Linked DNA regions of Homo sapiens: region 2 is linked to region 1. The links are chromatin contacts, found by Hi-C or POLR2A ChIA-PET in ENCODE. All regions are on one chromosome and are shown on one strand. Each heading gives the region's core, a stretch centred on a gene start or an enhancer-like site at or near the end of the contact. The rest is flanking DNA. Distances are from core to core; before and after follow the strand shown. Region 1 has its middle 55 kb from the start of MCHR1. Region 2 has its middle 5.9 kb from the start of RANGAP1.

Region 1 (5,510 bases), core at 2,571-5,070:
GAATACCACCGTGCCTGGACTTTTAAAATGTTTTGTGGGCCAGGCGCGGTGGCTCACACCTTTAATCCCAGCACTTTGGGAGGCTGAGGCGGGAGAATCACGAGGTCAGGAGTTTAAGACCAGCCTGGCCAGCATGGTGAAACCCCGTCTCTACTAAAAATACAAAAAATTAGCTGGGCGTAGTGGCGGGCGCCTGTAATCCCAGCTACTCAGGAGGCTGAGGCAGAGGTTGCAGTAAGCTGAGATCGTGCCACTGCACTCCAGCCTGGGCAACAGAGTGAGACTGTCTCAAAAAAAAAAAAAAACGTTTTGTGGAGATGCAGTCTCATTATGTTGCCCAGGCTAGTCTTGAACACCTGGTCTCAAGAGATCCTCTCGCCTTGGCCTCCAGAAGGGCTGGGATTCAAGGTGTGAGCCACCACACCTGGCCTGGTTTATAGGATTCTTGTATAAATTCTCTGTGGGCCGAGCCTAGACTAGAATATTGCCCAACTTCCTTTGCACAGCAAAATGGATTTCATAGGATCAATTAAGAGTATTTGGACCAAACAACTATCTCTCTTACTTTGTTAGCCTGGATTGCAGGAGTCACAATTACTTACAAGTCAAAAAGATGAGGAGAGGGCTGTGGCAGTTGTGGTCTCAGGCCTGCAGCAGCCTTTTGCAATATTGAGTTACCCTGCGGGCTTTGTGAACTTGGAATCACAGACTCCTCCGAGGTTGTGCCTCAGCCTCCCCAAAACGTGAGAGGCGAGGGCAGAGCCTACTTACCTTTCACCTCCTAGCACCTGAGCCGGAGCACCTGGTTCACAGTAAGCACTCAATCTGTGTGTGCTGAATAAACAAGAAACTGCCTGTTCCTGCCTCGGGGCAGGACGCACCGCCCTAGTGACTGTAATACTCTCCTCCACCAGATTTGGCAGCTCCCCTCCCTTACACAGCCCTGGGGAATTACTGCTCTTTTCTTTCTTTGGTGTCCTTTCTCTAAAGTGCAAATAGTTCCTTCTGGACACACGGTCTGTCTGCAGCCTGCCAGTATCATTCACCCTTGCTTGCTTTTACCTTCTGTTTTGTCTTCCTGAGACAACATTCTTGTAACAATTCCAGCAAAGTCAAACTTTTTTTTCTTTATTATTACTTTTTTTAATCCACTCTTGCACTCTCACCCTTTACTCTCTCTCTCTTTTTCATTTCTTTTCTTTTCTTTTTTTTTTTTTGAGACAGGGTCTTTTTGTCACTCAGACTGGAGTGCAGTGGCATGATCTCCACTCACGGCAGCCTCAATTTCCTGGACTCAAGCGATCCTACCGCCTCAGCCTCCGGAGCAGCCAGGACTACAGGCGCTCAGCACCACGTCCGGCTAATTTTTGTATTTTTTGTAGAGATGGGGTTTCGCTATGTTGGCCAGGCTGGTCTTGAACTGCTCACCTCAGGTGATCCACCCGCCTCAGCCTCCCAAAGTGCTAGGATTATAGTTGTGAGCCACCCTGTCTGGCCTCTTTATTTTATTTTACTTATTTCTTTTCCTAATCTCGAGGACCTGTGAAACAAAATCCTACTCTGATTTAGAAGATACCAGGTCCTGCTGGGCGTGGTGGCTCATGCCTGTAATCTCAGCACTTTGGGAGGCCGAGGTGGGAGGATCACTTGAGATCAGGAGTTCAAGATCAGCCTGGCCAACACGGCGAAACCCCATCTCTACTAAAAATACAAAAATTAGCCAGGCGTGATGGCATGTGCTTGTAATCCCAGCTACACAGGAGGCTGAGGCAGGAGAATCGCTTCAACCTGGGAGGCGGAGGTTGCAGTGAGCCGAGACTGCACCACTGCACTCCAGCCTGGGTGACAGAATGAGACCCTGTCTCAAAAATAAAAATAAAAAATCTCCTGAGTTTTACATCTAATGATACAGAAGGGCAAAAGACACAGTTGGGGCAGTAGGGGAAGGGGAACCATCTTTCAGTTATTTCAGCAATGTCCCCAGGTATTTTGAACCACAGTGAAGAAGAAAGAAATCAACAAAGTCAGCGCTACCCCTGCCACACCATTGGCTACACAAGGTTACAGTTTCTATAGCTACAAGCCTGTCTCTTAGGGAACGCAACATACCACAGAGTGGCCTCCCTAGAAAGGCCACTTAGTCATGTGAAATGTAGATCTCTGCTGAAACAGAGATGTTTTCCCTTGGAATTTACAGTTAATAAAGTGACACTCAGTAGTGTGAACGTGACAGAACGGGATACAATAAGAGAATGAATCTGCTTCCCTCAGATGGAAATAAACAGGCTGGACTGTGATGACAGCCAATAGAAAACACAAAGCCTGGCCAGGCGCCGTGGCTCACACCTGTAATCCCAGCACTTTGGGACACCGAGGCAGGCAGATCACGAGGTCAGGAGTTCAAGACCAGCCTGACCAACATGGTGAAACCCTGTCTCTACTAAAAATACAAAACTTGACCAGGCATGGTGGCGCACACCTGTAATCCCAGCTACTAGGGAGGCTGAGGTGGGAGAATAAACCCGGGAGGCGGAGCTTGCAGTGAGCCGAGATCGTGCCAGTGCACTCCAGCCTGGGCAACACAGTGAGGCTCCATCTCAAAAAAAAAAAAAAAAAAAACGAAAACACAAAGCAATTATCTGTTCATTGTGATACGATGTCAGCTGTTGGACCTGGCGTGCTTCCAGAATGAGCTTGGAGATATGCTGGAGGATTACAAAACAAAACCCCTTACAGATCAGGACTCAGAGCAACAGATTTTTGTTACACGATCAAACGATAAGAATACCATTACTATACCATAATATATTCTCATTTCTCTTGCACTTTCTTGCATATTATTGAATTTATTTATTTAAAAACATATATATATATATACAGAGAGAGAGAGACAGATGGAGTCTCACTCTGTTGCCCAGGCTGGAGTGTAGTGGCGAGATCTTGGCTCACTGCAACCTCCACCTCCTGGGTTCAAGCAATTCTTCTGTCTCAGCCTCCCGAGTAGCTGGGACTACAGGCGTGTGCCACCACACCCAGCTAATTTTTGTATTTTTAGTAGAGACAGGGTTTTACCACACTGGCCAGGCTGGTCTCAAACTCCTGACCTTGTGATCCGCTCGTCTTGGCCTCCCAAGGTGCTGGAATTACAAGCATGAGCCACCGCGCCTGGCTATTTATTTTTAATTTCTTTAAATTTAATTGAATCCTCTAACATCCTTCCAAGATTGTTACGTAAAACACCCACTGTATAGGAGAGAAAACTAGGCCAGATGTGGGGGCTCATGCCTGTAATTGCAGCACTTTGGGAGGCTGAGGCAGGAGGATCACTTGAGCCCATGAGTTCAAGACCAACTTGGGCAATAAAGTGAGACCCTATCTCTACAGAAAAAAGTTAGCCGGGTGTGGTGGCACATACATGTAGTCCTAGCTACTCAGGAGGCTGAGATGGGAGGATCACTTGAGCCCAAGAGTTCAAGGTGCAGTGAGCTGTGATTGCACCACTGCACTCCAGCCCAGGTGACAGAGCAAGACCCTGTCTCAAAAAACAAACAGATTAAAAAAGCAACAGAAAAAAAAAAAGAAGAGAAAACAAGCTTCAAAGATGTGACACAATTGCCAAAAGCCACCAGACAGTCAAGTAAAGAACGAAGGAAACAACTAAATAGGACTTGACCCCAGGTCTCCTGAGGCCACACCCAGGGAGCTTGCTACTTGAACCAGTGATGATTTAAAAAAATAACTCGGCCGGGCTCAGTGGCTCACGCCTGTAATCCCAGCACTTTGGGAGGCCAAGGCAGGCAGATCACATTCAAGACCATCGTGGCCAAGATGGTGAAACCCCGTCTCTACTAAAAATGCAAAAAAATAGCCGGGCGTGGTAGCACGCACCTGTAGTCCCAGCTACTCAGGAGGCTGAGGCAGGAGAATCGCTTGAACCCGGAAGGCGGAGATTGCAGTGAGCCGAGATCGCACCACTGCACTCCAGCCTGGGTGACAGAGCGCGACTCTGACTCAAAAAAAAAAAAAAAAAAAAAAAAAAACAACTCACATTCCTCTCTGAACGCTTGGAAGAGCAACTTGGATGAAATTATTACACCCAAGCAAAGATCTTGGGTGTAATCACAGAGCTCACATGGAGGACCATGTGAGAGGCTTTTACAAACCTCAGAGCCCTAGGAAAGCTCTCTGGACCATTTATCAAGAGGAATCAGGCTTTTGGCATTTTTGAAGAAAAAGTAATAAATGACATGCTAAGTTTATGAGAAGATATTTTTTCCCTGAATTTATTCTCTTTCCCATCGGAATTAAATTCTAATATTCATACAGAAGCAACACATTTGTTCCTAAGTCAAATAAAGAACCCTATCTAAAGGCATAAAAAACCGTTGAATTATAGCAGAGGCATACAAAATAAAAATTTTATAGTTCCCCCAACCTCACTGGAGGACCTCTGCCATAGCTAAGAAAAATAGCCAACACTTTCAGAGCACTTAGCTAGGCTGGGCGCTGGTCTGTACAGGAATTTTGACTTTTTTTTGAGACGGAGTCTCGCTCTGTCGCCCAGGCTGGAGTACAATGGCGTGATCTCGGCTCGCTGCAACCTCCACCTCCCAGGTCCAAGCAATTCTCCTGCCTCAGCCTCCAAAGTAGCTGAGATTACAGGTGCCTGCCACCAGGCCTGGCTAATTTTTTGTATTTTTAGTAGAGACGGGATTTCACCATGTTGGCCAGACTGGTCTCGAACTCCTGACCTCAGGTGACCCACCCACCTCAACCTCCCAAAGTGTTGGGATTACAGGCGTGAGCCACTGTGCCTGGCCTGAATTTTAACTCAATTAATCTTTCCAAAAACCCTACAAGGAAGGAAGCATTACCATCTTGACTTTACAGATGGGAAAAATAAAGGGATACAGCTTGCCTGAGGTCACACTACTAGTACGTGGTGGAGCTGAGACCCGGGCCTGGGCAGCCTTGGGGCCAGTCCCCGCTCCGAACCACTAGACCGAGTCTGAGATGACTTTGATCCTTCTTCCTGAAGGGAAACATTTGGACAGAAGAATTCTGGGTTTTCTCCCTAACCTCTATCCTCCGCCCCACTCAAGCTCCTAATTTTGTGAGACGTAGAGATCCCCAGTGTTCACTGAGCTATACCAACAATGGGGAATGCTCAACGCCACTAGTCATTAGGGAAACGCAAATCAAACCCACAATGAGATACGCCTCACACCAGTCAGAATGGCCTTCATTTATTTATTTGTTTGTTTGCTTATTTATTTATTTTTAAGACAGAGTCTTACTCTGTTGCCCAGGCTGGAGTGCAGTGGCGCGATCTTGGCTCACTGCAACCTCCACCTCCCGGGTTTGAGCAATTCTCCTGCCTCAGCCTCCCGAGTAGCTGGGATTACAGGCTCCTGCCACCACACCTGGCTAATTTTTGTATTTTTGGTAGAAATGGGGTTTTGCCATGTTGGCCAGGCTGGTCTCTAACTCCTGACCTCAAGTGATCCGCC
Region 2 (5,158 bases), core at 368-2,867, 560 kb after region 1:
TGGGCATGGTGGCAGACACCTGTAATCCCAGCTACTCGGGAGGCTGGGGCAGGAGAATCTCTTGAACCCAAGAGGCGGAGGTTGCAGTGAGCTGAGATCACGCCATTGCACTCCAGCCTAGGCAACAAGAGCAAAATTCTGCCTCAAAAAAAAGAATCATCACTGTTTCCAAGCAACACACTTATCTTCTCTCTTTCTCCTTCCAGCCCTTTCTCCAGCTTTCTCTCTTTCAAGTTATCACCTGAGAGCTAGTCTGCCTGGCCCAAGAAGTGTAATCATGGCCTTTGACAGATGGATAGTGTCATCCAAGACTATCTTGTTCCTTATTTCAACAAATGAAGAACTAAGGCCCAAGTTACAGTGTGACTTACACATGAGACAAGGCTGAGCATGGTGGCTCACAACCAACTGTAATGCCAGCACTGTGGGAGGCCAAGGCAGGAAGATTGCTAAAGCCCAGGATTTGAGACCAGTCTGGGCAATATAGTGAGACTCTGTCTCTACTAAAAACAATTAGCCAGGCATGGTGGTACATACTTGGAGTCCCAGCTACTAGGGAGGCTGATGCAGGAGGATCCTTGAGCCCAGAACGTGGAGGTTGGTTGCAGTGAGCCATGGTCAGGCCACTGCACTCCAGCCTGAATGATAGAACAAGACCCTGTCTCAAAGAAAAAAAAAAAAGAGAGAGAGAGAGAGAGAGAAAGAGAATAGAAGACAGGTCTCTAGGGTCCTTTTCTATTATTATTATTACTTTTTTTTTTTTTTTTTTGAGATGGAGTCTCACTCTGTCACCCAGGCTGGAGTGCAATGGCACAATCAAGGCTCACTGTAACCTCTGCCTCCCGGGTTCAAACGATTCTCCTGCCTAAGACTCCCGAGTAGCTGGGATTACAGGTTCCCACCACCATGCCCAGCTTATTTTTGCATTTTTAGTAGAGATGGGGTTTCACTGTGTTGTCCAGGCTAGTCTCAAACTCCTGACTCAGGTGATCCACCCACCTTGGCTTCCCAAAGTGCTGGGATTACAGGTGTGAGCCACCATTTCCGGCCTTCTAGGGTTGTTTTCAACATATACACTTCACTTGTGAGTGCGAGGTGAGTTTAAGGGGGAATCAGGAGAAGCAGAGAGTGTTCCAGGCCTTTCTCTGTTGTGCAGCCTTTTTTTGTTGTTTTTGTAAAGAATGTTTCAAAGACAAAAGCAGGCTGCCTCTGATTAGTCTGGTTTACTTAACTGAGTGTTTTAAATTCCATTCTGGTGCCTGAAAACGAACTTAATTGCCAATTGTAAATGGAATAAATAATAATATTTATGTTGGATTCCTGAAAACAGACCAAGGCTGCTGACTTGCCATTTAGTCAGATCAAAAACAAATGGCTAAAGTATGCCAGACATGTGAGGAATGTGGAGGGAAATTCCCAACACCCAACTGGGTGCTCGCCTGCAGCCCCTGGAGAGAGATGGGTCAGCCCACCTGCAGGGCAAGGCAGCCTCCCCCAGGGTCCCCTCCACTGGTGGGAGTGGGTTGGCTGCATCATCTATGAAGGACAGTCGAACCACATCTTTCTCAGGACTCAAACCAAGGGCATCCCACTAGAGCAACTATTTAACCTTGATAAATAACCATCATTACAATAATTCATTTGTTCTACAAATAGTTATCAAACATCTATGTTCCAATAGGCACTGTTCCAGCTCCTGAAAAATCCAGTGATGAAAGAGATTGAAAAGGATGGTGTCTATGGAGGAGTTTTAAATTCTGCTCTAATGTTTATGGAGGATTTCCCGGTACCAAATGGTTTCTGGCAGATTATCTTCTCTTTTAATAATTCCTTCATCGGCTGGGTGCGGTGGCTCCCGCCTGTAATCCCAGCACTTTGGGAGGCCGAGGTGGGCAGATCACGAGGTCAGGAGTTCAAGACCAGCCTGACCAATATGGTGAAACCCTGTCTCTACTAAAAATACAAAAAAATTAGCCAGGCACTGTGGCACGTGCCTGTGGTCCCAGCTACTTGGGAGGCCTAGGCAGGAGAATCACTTGAACCTAGGAGGTGGAGGTTGCAGTGAGCCGAGATCACGCCACTGCACTCCAGCCGGATCAACAGAGTGAGATCCATCTTAAAAAAAAAAAAAAAAAATAGGCCGGGCGCAGTGGCTCACGCCTGTAATCCCAGCACTTTGGGGGGCCGAGGCGGGTGGATCACGAGGTCAGGAGATCGAGACCATCCTGGCTAACACGGTGAAACCCCGTCTCTACTAAAAAAATACAAAAAAATTAGCCGGGCGTGATGGCGGGCATCTGTAGTCCCAGCTACTCGGGAGGCTGAGGCAGGAGAATGGCGTGAACCTGGGAGGCGGAGCTTGCAGTGAGCCGAGATCGCGCCACTGCACTCCAGCCTGGGCGACAGAGCGAGACTCTGTCTCAAAAATAATAATAATAATAATAATTCCTTTTTTCTTTTTTTGGTGGAGTCTCACTCTGTCCCCCAGGCTGGGGTGCAGTGGTGCAATCTCGGCTTCCTGAAAGGAGGTTCTCTTGAACCTCTGCCTCCTGGGTCCAAGAGAGTCTCCTGCTTCAGCCTCCTGAGTAGCTGGGATTACTGACACGTGCCACCATGCCTGGCTAATTTTTGTATTTTCATTGTATTTTACTTTCAATTTATTTTTTAATATTAAAACATTTTTTTTGAGACGGAGTTTCGCTCTCATTGCCTAGGCTGGAGTGTAATGGTGCGATCTCGGCTCACTGCAACCTCTGCCTCCTTGGTTCAAGAGATTCTCCTGCCTCAGCCTCCCGAGTAGCTGGGATTACAGGCGCCCAACACCACGCCTGGTTAATTTTTGGTATTTTTAGTAGAGATCGGGGTTTCACCCTGTTGGCCAGGCTGATCTCAAACTCCCAACCTCAGATGATCTGCCCGCCTCTGCCTCCTAAAGTGCTGGGATTACAGGCGTGAGTCACTGCACCTGGCCTTCATCTTCTCTTTTAATAATCCTCTTGTGGCCGGGTGCAATGTCTCATGCCTGTAATCCCAGGACTTTGGGAGGCCGAGGTGGGTGGATCACGAGCTCAGGATTTTGAGACCCGCCTGACCAACATGGTGAAACCCCGTCTCTACTAAAAATACAAAAAGTAGCTGGGCCCCTGTAATCCCAGCTACTCGGGAGGCTGAGACAGGAGAATCGCTTGAACCCGGGAGGCGGAGGTTGCATGAGCCGAAATCATGCCATTGCGCTCCAGCCTGGTCAACAGAGTGAGACTCCGTCTCAAAATAAATAAATAAATAAATAATCCTCTTGTTCCAAAATGGAAACAATTTTTTTTTTCTTTTTTAATGAAAACTGAGCTGGGCACAGTGGCTCACGCCTGTATTCCCAACACCTTGGGAGGCTGAGGTGTGAGGATTGCTTGAGCCCAGGAGTTCCAGACCATCCTGGGCAACACAGCAAAACTCTGTCTCTACAAAAAAATTGTCTAGCCGGGCGCGGTGGCTCACGCCTGTAATCCCAGCACTTTGGGAGGCCGAGGCGGGCGGATCACGAGGTCAGGAGATTGAGACCATCCTGGCTAACATGGTGAAACCCCGTCTCTACTAAAAATACAAAAAATTAGCCAGGCGTGTTGGCGGGCGCCTGTAGTCCCAGCTACTTGGGAGGCTGAGGCAGGAGAATGGCGTGAACCCGGGAGGCAGAGCTTGTAGTGAGCCGAGATCGCGCCACTGCACTCCAGCCTGGGTGACAGAGGGAGACTCCTCTCAAAAAAAAAAAAAAAAAATTATACAAAAAGTTAACCAGCACGGTGATGCACATCTGTAATCCCAGCTACTCAGGAGACTGACGGGGTAGGATTGCTTGAGCCCAGGAGTTGAAGGCTGAAGCGAGCTGTGATCTCACCACTGTGCTTCAGCCTAGGCAACGGAGGGAGAACCTGTCTCAAAAGTAAATAAATAAATAAATAAAATGAAAACTGTCAATAATCTGTTTAGTATAAATGCAAAAGAGCATTAAGAAATAATTTTTAGGCTGGGTGCAGTGCCTCACGCCTGTAATCCCAGCACTTTGGGAGGCCGAGGTGGGCGGATCACAGGTCAGGAGATCGAAACCATCCTGGCTCACACGGTGAAACCCCATCTCTACTAAAACTACAAAAAAATTAGTTGAATGTGGTGGCGGGCGCCTGTAGTCCCAGCTACTTGGGAGGCTGAGGCAGGAGAATGGCGAGAACCCGGGAGGCAGAGCTTGCAGTAAGCCGAGATCGCGCCACTGCACTCCAGACTCTGTCTCAAAAAAAAAAAAAAAAAAAAAGAAAAGAAATAATTTTTAAAATACTTGGTTTTTTAAAAAAATTCCTTTTTCTCTTTTGGTGGATATGGGGTCTCACTATGTTGCCCAGGCTAGTTAGTCTCAAACTCCTGGGATCAAGCAATGCTCCTGCCTCAGCTTCCCAAAGTGCCGGGATTATAGGCATGAGCCACCGTGCCTGGCCCACCTAACTTTTTCGTTAAAAACAAACAAACAGCCCATCCTGCAGTTAGAAAAATCTACTCCTCTCCCTCTCCTTCTCCCTCTCCCTCTCCCCACGGTCTCCCTCTCCCTCTCTTTCCAAGGTCTCCCTCTGATGCCGAGCCGAAGCTGGACGGTACTGCTGCCATCTCGGCTCACTGCAACCTCCCTGCCTGATTCTCCTGCCTCAGCCTGCCGAGTGCCTGCGATTGAAGGCGTGCGCCGCCACGCCTGACTGGTTTTCGTATTTTTTTGGTGGAGACGGGGTTTCGCTGTGTTGGCCGGGCTGGTCTCCAGCTCCTAACCGCGAGTGATGCACCAGCCTCGGCCTCCCGAGGTGCCGGGATTGCAGACGGAGTCTCGTTCACTCAGTGCTCAATGGTGCCAAGGCTGGAGTGCAGTGGCGTGATCTCGGCTCGCTACAACCTCCACCTCCCAGCAGCCTGCCTTGGCCTCCCAAAGTGCCGAGATTGCAGCCTCTGCCCGGCCGCCACCCCGTCTGGGAAGTGAGGAGCCTCTCTGCCTGGCCGCCCATCGTCTGGGATGTGAGGAGCCCCTCTGCCTGGCTGCCCAGTCTGGAAAGTGAGGAGCGTCTCTGCCCAGCCGCCATCCCATCTAGGAAGTGAGGAGCGCCTCTTCCCGGCCGCCATCCCATCT

Evidence for each region. Hi-C counts contacts between places; a loop is a spot of excess contacts on that map. ChIA-PET counts read pairs that join two places held with the same protein, here RNA polymerase II (POLR2A). Pooled maps may share reads with other maps.
Region 2: POLR2A ChIA-PET joins it to region 1 with 17 read pairs in PC-9. The contact joins two enhancer-like sites. A Hi-C loop is called at or near these places in 2 of 50 pooled maps. POLR2A ChIA-PET finds 5 or more read pairs at or near these places in 5 of 52 experiments (PC-9, T-cell, WTC11 and 2 more).

Annotation. Positions count from the first base shown.
Region 1 is chr22:40,732,016-40,737,525 of GRCh38, forward strand. No RefSeq gene overlaps it. Among named protein-coding and RNA genes, the nearest start is that of MCHR1, 55 kb to the left of the region's middle. Within about 2 kb of position 3,821, at least 2 of the 41 ENCODE cell types and tissues checked have a DNase peak (open chromatin) inside an H3K27ac peak, as active enhancers do.
Region 2 is chr22:41,289,479-41,294,636 of GRCh38, forward strand. It overlaps a transcript of RANGAP1 not described here. Among named protein-coding and RNA genes, the nearest start is that of RANGAP1, 5.9 kb to the left of the region's middle. RefSeq lists enhancers at 112-711, 1,167-1,461, 1,311-1,909. Within about 2 kb of position 1,618, at least 10 of the 41 ENCODE cell types and tissues checked have a DNase peak (open chromatin) inside an H3K27ac peak, as active enhancers do.